Linked DNA regions of Homo sapiens: region 2 is linked to region 1. Evidence: chromatin contacts called from ENCODE Hi-C or POLR2A ChIA-PET data. All regions are on one chromosome and are shown on one strand. The core of a region is the stretch at or near the end of the contact, and the rest is flanking DNA. Distances in the headings are between cores, read along the strand shown. Region 1 holds the start of GLS (glutaminase). Region 2 holds the start of STK17B (serine/threonine kinase 17b).

Evidence for each region. Hi-C counts contacts between places; a loop is a spot of excess contacts on that map. ChIA-PET counts read pairs that join two places held with the same protein, here RNA polymerase II (POLR2A). Pooled maps may share reads with other maps.
Region 2: a map of naive thymus-derived CD4-positive, alpha-beta T cell shows a loop between it and region 1 (8-fold over the local background). The contact joins the promoter of STK17B here to the promoter of GLS in region 1. A Hi-C loop is called at or near these places in 2 of 168 maps with a recorded cell type or tissue (CD4-positive, alpha-beta memory T cell and naive thymus-derived CD4-positive, alpha-beta T cell), 4 of 37 single-sample maps with no recorded cell type and 13 of 50 pooled maps. POLR2A ChIA-PET finds 5 or more read pairs at or near these places in 2 of 52 experiments (CD4-positive, alpha-beta T cell and CD8-positive, alpha-beta T cell).

What each region holds. Positions count from the first base shown.
Region 1 is chr2:190,877,121-190,884,326 of GRCh38, forward strand. GLS (glutaminase) reads left to right here and starts at 3,701. Exons shown (of 18, transcript NM_014905.5): 1 at 3,701-4,350. The coding sequence starts at 3,965. LOC124906110 (a long non-coding RNA gene) reads right to left here and starts at 4,868. Exons shown (of 2, transcript XR_007087791.1): 1 at 4,793-4,868; 2 at 1-4,448. RefSeq lists enhancers at 3,089-3,228, 4,625-5,824, 4,989-5,178 and silencers at 3,499-3,758, 4,099-4,158, 4,209-4,298, 4,359-4,668.
Region 2 is chr2:196,168,221-196,175,426 of GRCh38, forward strand. STK17B (serine/threonine kinase 17b) reads right to left here and starts at 3,358. Exons shown (of 8, transcript NM_004226.4): 1 at 3,113-3,358. It overlaps LOC101927454 (a long non-coding RNA gene), which reads left to right and starts at 3,319. Exons shown (of 2, transcript XR_923737.2): 1 at 3,319-3,411; 2 at 3,685-4,628. RefSeq lists silencers at 2,684-2,903, 3,424-3,653.

The sequences.
Region 1 (7,206 bases), core at 2,451-4,950:
TTGTTTATTTATTCCACACAACAACCCTATAAGTACCAATATTATCCGCCCCCCTTTGTTTTTTTGAGATGGAGTCTTGCTCTCTCATAGCCCAGGCTGGAGTGCAATGGCTAGATCTCGGCTCACTGCAACCTCTGCCTCCCAGGTTCAAGCAATTCTCCTGCCTCAGCCTCCCGAGTAGCTGGGATTACAGGCATGCACCACCATGCCTGGCTAATTTTTTGAATTTCTAGTAGAGATGGGGTTTCACCATGTTGGCCAGGCTGGTCTTGAACTCCTGACCTCAGGTGATCCACCTGCTTCGGCCTCCCAAAGTGCTGGGATTACAGGCGTGAGCCACCTTGCCTGGCCATATTATCCCCTTTTTATAGATGAGGGATTTACCATACTTACTTTGGTACACATCTATATTCAGTATTGGAAAAATAAGCCATGTTTGGCAGGGCTTATCAGTGAGGCTAGGAATTTGGCCAGTTAAAGCAGGAAACCAACAGAAGAAAGGGAAGTAGTAGCAGAAGCTTGTTTAGAGGCTTCCTGAACCTTACTCTATTCTCCAAACAGAAGAATTTCAAAAAAAGGCTTAGGCAATTCTTTTAAGCTGTTAGTCAAAGGAAAATTACTTTCTTTTTAGTTCTAGGTCAACAAATAATCTACTAGTTTTTGTGAAGGCGCAATCTGGAATTTCTATATATATATATTATTTTATCTTATTTTATTTTATTTTTTGAGATGTAGTATCGCTCTGTTGCCAGGCTGGAGTGCAGTGGTGCGATCTTGGCTCACTGTAACCTCGGCCTCCCAGGTTTGAGTGATTCTCCTGCCTCAGCCTCCCAAGTAGCTGGGATTACAGGTGTGTGCCACCACGCCCAGCTAATCGTTGTATTTTTAGTAGAGATGGGGTTTAACCGTGTTAGCCAGGATGGTCTCAATCTCCTGACCTTGTGATCTGCTCGCCTCAGCCTCCCAAAGTGCTGGGATTACAGGTGTGAGTCCACCGCGCCCGGCCTATATATGGATTTTATTATGATCTTGAAACATTAGCCTTTTGTAATCTTCGACAGAACAAAGAAGCTCAGGAACATAGAAGCACAGGAACCTTTCTTCAAGTTAGAACAGACACAAAGTGCACAAATTCCAATTATTCCTTTTGATGGCTGATTACCTGATGATGGCTATGGGACAGCAACTCTTTGTAGTGTAGCTGCACTTAGGAGCAAAAAGGAAGTCGAAGAGTAGATCTGACAACCCAACCATAGTTAATGTGGAGAGCATTTTTCTATTTGTAGATATTTTGGTGGACTACTTATTGTATGTATACAAATGTTTTTATACTTTTTACATGATGATTACATGAGTTTATGTAATGATATAATTCAATTTAACATAACTGAAACTTCAAAGTTGTGTAATGGTTACAAAGTTGTAGATAAAAATATCTTTAAAGATTAAAAAATTATATAAGATGAAGAAAAGAATCAAATGAAAGTATTGAGTCACATTTTTATTCTATTTATAATAGTTTCTTTGCTGTCTATAACCTTTTCATTAGCCTTCTCAAACAAGGGGTTAAATTTCAGTGGACTCAATTCTTCCAAATTTTGGGAGTAATATCTATCCATTCTCACCAAAAGCAGAAAGTCTGGAAACTACCAGAAAATAAAACTCTAGAAACTAGAAACTCTAGAAAATAATCTGTTACTAGGTTAGCTTTCTTATTTGTTAAGTGAACTATAAAGCCTTTAAACCTTTAAATATCTAAAACAATTTTCATAAGAAACTCAGAGAAATTAAGGGAGAAACTGAGAGGAAAACAGTAACTGGATTGTCAGTTGCTTTGTGTTGTTGAGAAAAAAGAGGCAGTTAAAATTGATAACTAATTGCAGCTAATATATTGGACAATATTAAAGTCTGCAAGTCATTAACAAGTCAGGGTTAGGCAGGGGTAATATTTGTTACCTTTCCTCTGAAACTTGATGTCTCTATTCCTGAATATATCATTACTTTGATTCATCAACATTTTTGGACAAGTAACATTAGTAATAAAAGCTATCTAAGTACTTTCCCATTGTCCTGCTTTTTTTTTTTTAAATAAAAAAGGTGACTATGTTTTACACATGATAGTTTTTTCCATGTTCTTCTGGTTAAAGAGCAGATAGAAAAAAAAAACTTAAAACACGGCAAGGCTGTAACATGCCAAAGGTCACATAACCTGTAGGTACAGCCAGATTTCCTAATTATTAATCTATTGAAATATTTTACAGTTCACTAGATTACTAAATCCGGTTATCAATTAATGATGCACCTGACATACACCCTTCTAGTTTCATAAAAATCACCTCATTAGGCCGGGCGTGGTGGCTCACGCCTGTAATCCCAGCAATTTGGGAGGCCCAGGGGGTGCAGATCCCTCGAAACCAGCCTGGGCAACCTGGCGAAACCCCGTCTCTACCAAAAATACAAAAAAAAAAAAAAAAAAAAGCAGGTGCTGGCTGAGGTGGGAGGATCACCGGGGCCCCTGAGTTCAAGGCTGCAGTAAGCCGTGATCGCGCCACTGCACTTCAGCCTGGGCGACAGAGTGAGACCCTTTCTCAAAACGAACACACACAACAACACAGTAACAACACACCAACCCCCAAAACATCTTATTAAACTCTGTGGATCTACTCCATTTAAACCTAATTGTTTCAGGAAATAGTCTAAAAACATTTTTTTGTCCTGGAATGTAATGTGTATGTAGCCTCAGGGAATAACTCAGTTTATCAGGTTCTTGGCTGTTTTTCCACAGGTCCAAAAGGATAAATGGATAAAGTGATGCTGAAATAACTTAGAGAACCCGTATTCCAACGCTTCTATTTTAAAACAGTGAAGCAGTTTTTAAAATAGAAAAGTATCTACAGTTTTGCTTTCAAGCAAATAGCGTTAACGGAATCATTGCTATTCAAAACTATTTTTGAAGTATCGGTGTACATTTAAAAAAAATAATTTTTAAAAAAGAAAGCTGTCGTATTCTGGATTCCGCAACCCCCCCACCCCGCCTCGCCACTCGTCGCCCTCCCTCCACCTCCACCCTCCCATGGCTTAAGTCGCATAGCTGAAAGGATTTTGCTCATTTTTTCCAAAACACTTCACGTCTGGGTAGTAGCCAATCATGGAAAGTTTCAAGCAAATGTTACATTTGGGAGAGGGATGAAGCTTGTCCGGGGCTGCTCTCGGAGGAGTCGCCAGACGCCCTGACCTGGGGGCCAGATGCGAGCTGGGATCGGCTGAGTTCCGACAGCTCGGCCAGACTCAGCCCTGCCAAACCTGCTGACCTCACTGCCCTCGGCTGCGGGGGATCTCGCCCATGAGTCTCCCCAACAGCTCGAATTCCCAGAGTGGAGGAGCCCACTGCTTCATAAATGCGAGAACCCAGAGCCCCTAGTACCCAACTAGGCTAGCCTCGGAGTTGGCACGGCGTGCAGAAAGTGGCTACTGAGCAGCCGGGCCTGGCTCACCCGCTTCACACGTCAGTTTGACTCCTCTCCCCGCCCCCCACCAATCCCCCGCCCTACTCTCCGCGCACCCAGAGCCGAGAGAAATTTGACTGCCCTAATCGCCAATCAAAAGAGAGGTCGAGGATTTGAGCCAATCGCAGCGGGCGAAAGGGGCGGGCCGTCGGCGAGCGCTGAAGGTCTCTAGCCCTCCCCTGCGCTTTAGCCTCAGTGCGGAGCCTTAGGCGGAGCGAAGAGAACCGGTCGCGGCAATCCTAGCGCGCAGCAGCAGCAGCAGCAGCAGCAGCAGCAGCAGCAGCAGCAGCAGCACCCGCATCCGCTGCGGGAGTCCGAGCCGGAACCACACCCAAGTAGCTGCCCTTTCCTCTTCTGTCATCTCACCGCCCCACCACAGACCGCGTTCCCCGAGGAAACCGGCCGCCCACGCCCGGAGCATCCTCCCCTGTTGAGCGGGCGCTGACGGACCCGGCGGCATGATGCGGCTGCGAGGCTCGGGGATGCTGCGGGACCTGCTCCTGCGGTCGCCCGCCGGCGTGAGCGCGACTCTGCGGCGGGCACAGCCCTTGGTCACCCTGTGCCGGCGTCCCCGAGGCGGGGGACGGCCGGCCGCGGGCCCGGCTGCCGCCGCGCGACTCCACCCGTGGTGGGGCGGGGGCGGCTGGCCGGCGGAGCCCCTCGCGCGGGGCCTGTCCAGCTCTCCTTCGGAGATCTTGCAGGAGCTGGGCAAGGGGAGCACGCATCCGCAGCCCGGGGTGTCGCCACCCGCTGCCCCGGCGGCGCCCGGCCCCAAGGACGGCCCCGGGGAGACGGACGCGTTTGGCAACAGCGAGGGCAAAGAGCTGGTGGCCTCAGGTGAAAAGTGAGTGTCTCCGCGAGGCGCAGGAGGCCTCGTTCCTTTCGGGGCCCGGGCTCAGGCTGTGTGGGGCCCTGCGGTGGGGCGGGATAGGAGCCGAGGGTCTAGAAAAGAGAAAGAAAGAGGTGCCGGGCGGCCTGCGCCGTCTGCGCCATGTGATTAGGCCCGGCCCCGCCCGCGCCTTCCCCGCCCGCAACCCTCCGCCAGGCACCCACTTCCCTTCTCCGCCCCCGGCGGGGGTCGCCCTGGTGGGGCCGCGGTGGGGCCTGATGGGCTCGCCTGGCGTCCCCAGCGCCAGAGAGGCCGCTCCCCTGCCCGCGCTGCGTGCTCAGCTCCCTGGCTTGCGGCTGCAGCGCCTGGCCGCCCGCCCCAGCCATTCGTGGGCGATGCTGCACGAACATCTCCACCGAGTGACATTTAGGAGTTGGGCGTTCAGCAGAGCCTTTACCTTCCTGACTTGTCGCTTTTCCTGGCTCGTTTCCGCTCTGCCTGCCCTCCCTTGGTTTCTGCCATCATCCGGTTGGAAGCCAGATGTGACAGAGAGCTCTTTATATTTCGGGAGTGGCTACCTCAGGCACGTGTAGAGCCATCTGGGGCACCGGAAACAATGTTTCAGAAGTGAGATTAGGAGGAATCCGGTCATGTGGCCGAGAAGATGGGGCACGCAGTATAGACCACCTGTTTGCATAAGGGACCAGCTTTGGCTTGTCAGGTCTTCCGTGAGATGGGGAGATTTTTAGAAATAAAAGTTAAATAGCCAAGATGAAATGTGACGTAATACACTAACTCAGTGAAAAATCTGAGTTGAGTAGGTTTTGTGACTTCATTGTGATAGGATGTTGACTCATCCTGTATGTGTACGGCACAGTAGTTTAGTCTTAAAGCAAAACTGGTTTTTCTTAAACAATATGCAAAGCAGTCTCCTATATATTTTTGTCTTGTGTAATACAAATGGACCACTTTGTTTTCCCAAAATGGGTAAAAATTTACGGATCTGCTTTCATTATACCTTACTCTTTTTCTGGCTTTGTACGCTGACACTCTAACCTGTTTTGCTTCCCTTTTATTTCTGCTGCTATTTCCAGCTCTAGAGTTCCTTAAGTCAAACTGAAAGTGAGAACATTGTTATAATTTCAATCTCACGCCTGCTTGATGTTTTCCTGTAATTGAAGTTGGGACCTTCCAGAAACTTTTCTAAAGTTCTTCTCCCAGACTGAAAAAGATTATTTGAAAAAAATCACTTGATGATGGGCGAAATTTGTGGTATTTTGTGATGTTGGTTTTGTGCCACAAAATAGCGTCCTGACCATGGACAGGTTATTTAATATCTTGGGTTAGATGACTTAAATCCTTTCAAGTTCTAAAAAGCTATACTTCTGTTAAATTTGTACTTCTCTCATGTTTTAGGGACTAGAATGATAATTTAATCTCATCTGGGACTCACTTTTACTTTAACATCATCCGGTTTACCAAGGAAGTAACGAGTTTACATGCAAGTGCCCAAGGTACAGAATTGCAAAATGCAGTCACAACCGTTTAAAAGTTCATCTTAAAGGCTACAAGATGGGAACTGCATTCTAGTAAAATTATGTCTTCAGGTCTGTGTCTCTGCAGTGGCTCTAGTGCCTCTCTTTTTTTTCCTCTTTTGTCAAACAGGAAATTGAGCTTCTTCTGTGATTCACTTGTCCAGAAGTTTCTGGTTTCATTGCCTTTTTAATAAAAAATCACCTTTTAGCAAGGGCCTCAAGGTTGTGAAGAAAGTTTTTTAATTTGGTTAAAGTTTCTATTTCCTTAATGATCTGGTTTCCAAATGTAGCTTTCCCTCTTTGGCTCCTTTCATTTTGCCTTTATGTGACAAACATTTCTCTTATCCTGGGAGGTAAGCTCCCAGTTGATCCTGTTATCCTTTCTAATGCTTAGCCTGCAAAGCATAGGTCATCCCTCAGTCAGCAGTCCACCTGGTATGCTAGCACTCACTCAGGACTGTGCCAGATTTTATGTAGTATTATTAAAAGAAATAACCATGAGAAAATTAAATTAACATTTTGTAAAAGGCTTAGAACAATATTTGGCGTGTGTTAAATGACACATAACTATTTATTAAATAAATGAGAAAACATTGCTTCTTCATTATTGTAAAGCCTGTTAAAGAGATTGGCCTTGGAATTTCAGGCTTGCACATGAAGGTTTTTAATTTTTTTAGTTTCCACAAAAATGTTTATCTTGAGAAATTGCTATACATCTGTCTTATATGAAACTATGTGAGTTGCACTGTTTACCTTTTGCTCTGCTGATAAATAAGTTCAGAGTAAATTTAATGCTTAACCACACCAATTTCATCAGTTCACATGGCTGGGATATCTGCGTTTCCTCCTTTCCTTGGTCCTGAGTTTATATTTTATTTACTTTATATTCTGGAAGGAGGCGTGATATAAGCAAGTTACTTTACCTTTTTTTCACAAACTCTTTGAACTAATGTCACTTTAGACTATGCTGTTTCCATCACGCAACTTTAGTGTGGTTTAGGATACGAACGTCTTAATATCACATAGAAAAATTTAATGATCTTTGCTCAGTTTTGTCTTTAGTGATCTTATTTAATTTTGTTATGGTTCATTCTGTTATCTTGAAAACCAACTTTGCTTGCCTCTCTTCGTTTTCAAAATTGTTCTCTCTTCTTTCCTAGTTCTTTTTGAATTTCCTCACTGGGTAAAAACCCTGAGGCTGAGGCCTTTGTCCCTTTCCCACTTGTCTGCCTTCTCAACAGCGTATCCCTTCTTTCAGCTTTGACTCTCATCTTTGTGTAGGTAATACTTCACCTCTTAATCCAAAGCTCTGTTCTTAAATTTGTCGCCACATATT
Region 2 (7,206 bases), core at 2,108-4,607, 5.3 Mb after region 1:
GGCTGAAGTGTCAGGCAATGACTCCTAGGCCTGACTCTGTGCCAAGACCCTAAGGCCTAATGCTGTGTCTTCCCACCTCCAGAAAAAGAGTTAAACCTGTTAATTGTGAACCAGGATAAAAGGTTGAAAAACGGAAATAGAGTGGGGGATTCCGGGGTGGGCAACAAATGCATGGTGCTTGTCACTCACAAGACGGAAAATTGGGTTTCTGTTGTAAAATATTGTTTACTTAATAGCACCGCTTAAGTACTATTTATTCAGTAACTATTACAATGCAAAATGGAATCTGCCTTTAAGGATTAAAGAGGAAATTACCATCTCACTGTTAAAATTTTTCAATGCTTACAGTATCACTACACCCTCTTTTGGAGTAATTGCAAAGGGTCAGGGATGAACCAAAATACAATGCATATAAATATTAAAAGAAACTAATATATATGTTTTAAATGGCACTGAAGTTTGAGGTTAAATGTTCTGGAAAAAGGATAATAAAAAACTTAATAAAGTATGCCCTGAAAATTGCAACATTACAACATATTTAAATAAAAATACATGCTTGTAACTTTATAAGAACATTTCTTAACTGAAATATTCAAAGAAATAGCCTTTGATAACAGCCCAGCATAGAATACAAACTACAGTACTTAAACATAAAATCACTGAATTTTGTCATCAATATTATGAAAAACTAAAGCAACTGACATTTGAAGTTTTCCTAAGTGGAAAGGTAGTAGATAAATGACTGCTAATGTTTCTGACAAAACAAATACCCATACAGTGCAGAAGATTTCTTTATGAAAAGAAGAATCAATCAGTATCCTTTAAAAGTAGTAAGCCTAGGAATACTATTTTTTTTTTTTTTTTTTTTTTTTTTGAGACGGAGTCTCCCTCTGTTGCCCAGGCTGGAGTGCAGTGGCGTGATCTCGGCTCACTGCAACCTCGGCCTTCCGGGTCAAGCAACTCTTCTGCCTCAGCCTCCCGAGTAGCTGGGACTACAGGCGCGCGCCACAATGCCCGGCTAATTTTTGTATTTTTAGTAGACACGGGGTTTCACCATATTGGTCTCGAACGCCTGACCTTATGATCCGCCCGCCTCGGCCTCCCAAAGTGCTGGGATTACAGGCTTGAGCCACTGCGCCCGGCCAGAATACTATTCTTAACTGCCAATCTTACATACAGAAAATGTGAATTACAATATACTATGCATGCAATTTTAAGGCAATTTAACGATTAAGTGAAAGTGTTATTAACTGAATTCCTTGACTTCTTGTGTCTCTAAAATTAAAGCAAAAATATTTTCATAAGGAAATTCTCCCTTATAATTATCAAAGAGCTTTAAAACATGTTAAAATGTTCACTTAACAAAAGTAAAACAGAGCAAGCTTAAAAATAAAATTATCTGATTAGAAACGTCAGCCATAAAAATGCTTGTATCTTCTTCAAATTTGTTACTCATATGCTAACACAGCGATTAGTCAAACCTCCAACTTCCTAAAAACGCATTCTATCTTAACCAAATCGTAATTCACTAATCAATGATCCCAAGAGAAACCGCAACCATTCTATTCACACACAAAAAAGGATGGTCTTCAATTACAGAAATTCTACTTTTAAAAAGTCTTGCCATGTAAGCAAATATATTTCACCTCAATTTTGGATCCCTACTTTAGAAAAAAAAAAAGATCTAAAATGTACAATATGTATCTCAAAAATAAAACATCTATTAATACCTCCAATTATTAAGATACTAGAAAAAGTTTAATTGAGCATCTGCTCAGAGGAGGAGGATCCGAGGCAGATGAGTTTAAAACTTTTGCACCGCTTCTATGGACCAGTTTTCTTAAAAAATACACAATCCTAGGGGTACACGGTCTAATATTTATAAAATAAGCACTTGTTGAAAATTACTTCCGAACAGTTCACCATAAAACTAAAAAACAGTGTTATCAATGAGAAAGTAGGTTTATTTTCCTTTAATAAAATTGTGCTCCTGGGTTCAAAATGCCAGGTTACATACGCTGCCACTCATTTCTACAGAGCTATGCTGTCTCCGCGCAGACATTCTCATAGACTTGAAAACGTAAAGTGGCCACACCACGTCAAACGTCCCTGGCAAGGTTCTGCTTATCATTAGCACCACAGATGTAAACATTACGTCGACAAAACAATCGGTGAATGTGATACACAGTCCTCATGTGTTTAAATATTAGTGAAATCTGATAAGTATTACGATTTTAAAAACGTATTTTCTTAATTCCAATTTCCAAATTGATGTCAGAGTGCCTCTAGTCCAGACAGAAACTAATGCCAGCTACCAGCTGCTATAAAGCCTCTTTCAACTTTGTCTCTACTTCTCCCTCGGAGGAAATTCAAATGAAACGCTTTTCCCTACAATAAAACAAAGAGCCTGGGTAAATGTCAAAAATCGTTGGCATCCAGTAGTGGTATAGTTTGAGGATGAGTCGTGCACACTAAGTGGGTCACAAGGCATCAAAGCAAAAATCAGATCGCTGAAAATCACGGAAACAGCTGTAGCCCGTCTTGATCTCTCGCTGGTTTTAAAACACTGTTCCCAAGCAGTAACTGAAAACGTCCCACAAGATGAACACGAACTTTCTCTAGACGAAAGGCAGCTGGGAGCAGGACGCGTCCACGAGTCCCGATGGGAACGCGCCCACGCCGCAGCTGGGACTCGGGAGAGGCTAGGGGGACCGCGTGGCCTTGCTGTGGAAGGGACCCGCGCGGGCCCGCCGCGAAGGGGGCCCTGCCTGGCGCGACCTGGGGAGAGCCGGGGCCGGCCGGGTGGAGGGCGCACGGGGACACACGGACACGCACAGACACAGACACGCGCCCCGGGCTGAGGAGGGTGGTGGGAGGACCGCCGGCCGCCCCCCGCGCGGAGCCCCAGGGAACCCGGACTCCAGCCGCAAAGCGGAGAGGCGCCAGCAGCAATCAGCCACCTCAGGGGCGGCGGAGTCCAAGCCCCTCTCAGCCGGACCGTACCGCCTAAACCCTCCTCGGGTCCTCCTTCCTCACGTATGAGGTCTCTGTACCGAGGCGGCTGGTTCCATCGCAGCCCCGAGCCAACCCGCCAATCCCGCAGGACACTAACCGCTCCGGCCGCCGCAGGTTCTCCCGGGACTGCCCCCTCCAGGGGGCCGCTGTCCCGCCCCACGCCGGGGGCCGCCACAGGACGAGTTCTCTAGCTCCAGCCGGGCGAGGCGCCAGGGAGCTCCGAACGTGGCAGGATCCACTTTTACTTTTCCAGACAAGGGCCGACGGTTGTGACCTGGCTTCTCGTGAAGTGACTCCTGGCGACAGCAGCGGAGAGGACTACCGAAGCTTGCAGTCGCGGTTTGAAAACTGCAGCCGCGTCTGGGGCATCGCCGTTCGCCAGATCCCTCCCCCTAGGTCGGGAGAGCCAATCGGAACGGGTGCGGAGGGTGGGTCTGTCACGTGACGGGAGGGGCGGGGCACCGGCCGGGGGCGCGTGTGCGGGGCGGGGCCCGGCGGTGAGAGGGTGCGGCGCCTGGCTGGCCCGAGGCGGGGCGGGGAGGCGCGGCGGCGTGGCGGCGCAGGTGGGGCGCACTCGGGCTGCCGCGAGGGAGGGGCGGAGGGGGCGGCGCTGCAGAGGGGGCGCGCGGGGCTGGAACTACTGCTCTGTGTACTCCTTCCCACCTTCAGAGAGGTCAGTTCGAGAGGTGTGAATATCCGGAGACCGGGGAGAAGGAAGCCGCAAAATTCGTCCCAGCTGCCTGCGACTAGTTACCAAACTTCAGTGCCTACCAAAGACCTATTTTCTGACTCTTCTTGAGAGTCTTCCTTAGGACCGGAACGTACCCTGTAAGTGGAGAACCCAGTTTGCTACAACTTGGCAGAGGTTCCTCGGAGTGTCAACATCAGTTGGGGATTTATGGAACCTAGACCCCACTGCTAACGTCCGCTGTCGCGAATGGTGTCCCTTCTGAGGCACTGACTGAAGGCAGTGTAGGGAGGGTCCCAATAGGCTGAATAGCCGATTTTGCATTTATAGTGCTAAGGAAAAAGATGAAAGCCCTCAGCAACCTACTCAAGATCTGTTATCCTTTGAAGACAGTGGAAATTTTCAAAGTTCTGTGCAAGACACAAATGTTTTACATAGATATATAATCCTAGTTTATATGTATAGGATACACACATACTCATACATATATGGGATTAGTTATGTAATCTAGGATTGCTTTCAGAGGACATTTACGATAATTGCAGAAAACCCTTCCGTGGGAAAGGATACTGGGAGTGGAGTCGTCCTCTTGCTTTCAAAAGACTTAATGTTCAGTTAGCATATAAAGGACAGGTTTTCTTGTTCTATCCCAGTAAGCCAAGCAAATTCCTGTGAAGCTAGCTGTTTCCCTTTCCTACTGCATTTTCCCCAAGATAAAGGTATAGAATGCATCACAGCCCTTTTATGAAGTCTGTTTGTTGTTACTTAGGTTAACTCCTCCTCCCAGGTTAATAATGTCTTGCCCCTAAACCTTGTCAAATGGAGAATATTGCTTCCATCTATCTAATTTCTTGTTGCTAACAATTGGGCTGACTAGAGAAGCCTAAAGTTAGGATGAAAATAAAATGCCACACACTGGAATTAACTTTTCTGGGGTATAAGAATCCGTAAGCAATGAGACTGTTCCCATCTTTTCTTTCATGAGCATAGGTGTTGCATTCCAGAGGTCTCAGCACCAGTACCAAAACTAGTAACCTCTTGGGGGTCACAGGATTACATCATTATGGTGGTTTTGGGGTTGTGTGTTTAACTTTGGACCTCCTTAATTTCAACATTTCATCAATTGCCAGCTTTTAGCAATCTTCTCACACTCACCCCATACTCCCCGTCACTAATCCAGTCCCAGATCACTTCACACCTAGACACAGACTTTTCTCTCTCTGGCACCACTGTAAGCCAGTCCTCTTGGTCACAATACCTCTGCTGTAACCAGCCAGCCTCCTAGGGATATTGTCATGTCTTGCATTTTCCTGCTTCTGCCTTAGCTCCAGCTTATCACCATCCTCCTCATCCATACCTGTTCATCAGTTTCTGACTTTAAGAAGGTTACCCTCTTCAGGAATCAGAACTCTGCTGATTCCTACTTTCTGTTCCCAGCCTGATCACCTCTGCCTTATGTTCTTTGGTGCAGGGCTGATAGTTTGTGTTTCTTTTATGACCCTAAATAGATTGTTAACCCTTGTGCCTGATGTCAGATTTGTTAACTAGGACTTACCACACTATCCCAAGGACATTCAACTACACTTACTTGGTCTCAGGCACTGTGGTTCAAGTAACAAGGAATTCCTGGTGCTGAGGAGGAGGCAGTACATCTGTGGCCTTGCAGGAAAATTCAGAAGTCAATACATTCCTCCATCCACCTCATTTACCTAAACTCATTCATCACCGTGTCAAAGATATATGTTCCTGCTCTCATTCCCTTGAGTAGGAAATCTCCAGGTGACCTGATGGTCATTCTGTGGTCATTGCTTCTGACCACACAGTTCATTAAGTTGACCATCCTTGAATGACACATTCCGACCAGGGATGGCGGTTGTTATGGGCTCAGTTGTGTTCTTTTCCAGTTCATACGTTGAAATTCTAACCCTCAGGAACTCAGAGTATGACCGTATGTGGAGATAGGGCCTTTAAAGAGGTAATTAAGGTAAAATGAGATAATATGAGTGGCCCCTGATCCAAGATGACTGGTGTCCTGATAAGAAGAAATTAGGACACATACAACACTGACTAAGGGACCACCCTGTGAGGACATAACAAGAAGGTGGCCATTTGCAAAGCAAGCAGAGAGGTTTCAGAAGAAACAAGACCTGCTGATATCTTGATCAACAGCCTCTAGCCTCCAGAACTGTCTGTTGTTTAAGCTGTCCGCTCTGTGGTATTTGTTATGGCAGTCCAAGCAAACAAATACAGTGGTCCTCCTGGATCACTCCAGGTTAGTAATCACACACTGACTGGGAGCGATGATCGTTCCCAGTCACTGCTTACCACATGTGGCCAGGGAAGGTGATCCTCTCCGGTAATGGCACGACACTCACCATATTCTGTCCAGGGAAGGGACCTTCCCCAGTCACATCAAGTCAGTCACCGCATACTGACCACATAATGATCAAGGAAAGTGATTCTCACCGATTCCATGTTTACTCCCTGTAGATGCAGAAAAGGAGGGTTTTGCACAGAGCAGAAGGCCTCAAACTCAAAACTCTTGCCACTGACACACCCTCCTTCTGAAGAATTCATGTGGAAAAGGCAAAACAAGCTCTACTACCTGTCTAGAACTGAATATACCAGAAACCTGTGGCTAGGCTAAAGGTAGCCAGACGCAGGCAAGGCCAACAGCCTCTGAAGGGGCGTGGCTCAACCCCCCACCCAACAGGGGTGCTCACTGAATGGAGACAGGCTCCTCCAAACAGATCCCCTCTCTGGAGGTAGGAATAGTGAGTGTACTCAGATGGAGATGTCGCAGTGCATTTACTCATGGTGCCTACAGCACATTGCAATTTTGAAAGCACTGAGAACCAGAGAGACTCTAAGAGACCTCACATCCCCTGACTCTCTTGAAACACTATTAGCAAAGCTAATTGGGGCTAGTTTTGTCTGATGAGAGTAATAACTCAGACTGGTACAAGTGTCTTCCTTAAAGGGTGACACAGCTTTCCTCTCCAAAACATCCATGATCAACTAGGGCCAATATGCCAATCCAACCACTCACTGCAGTTTATAGAGTATAACCTGTCCTGTAAAAGCTGTCCAAAAGAAATGCCACGCACATTGGCAAATGTTCTACTAGTCATATTTTAAAAAGTAAACACAGATAAAATTAATTTTAACAATTTATTTTATTTAACCCAATATTTCTAAAACATTGTCATTTCAACATGTAATCAACAAAAATTATTGAGACATTTTACTTCCTTTTTTAATATTGTCTTAAATCTAGTATTTTATACTTACAGCATGTCCCAATTCAGATGCCAAATTTTCATCGGAAACACTTGATCTGTATTTAGATTTCACAAAATTTACTGTTGCAAAAAGCAGATTCACATTCCTAAGTTGTTTTGAACAAACTAAAGTTTTTCACGCCAGGTGTGGTGGCTCATATCTGTAATCCTAGCACTTTGGGAGGCCAAGGCGGGCAGATGATTTGAGATCAGGAGTTCAAG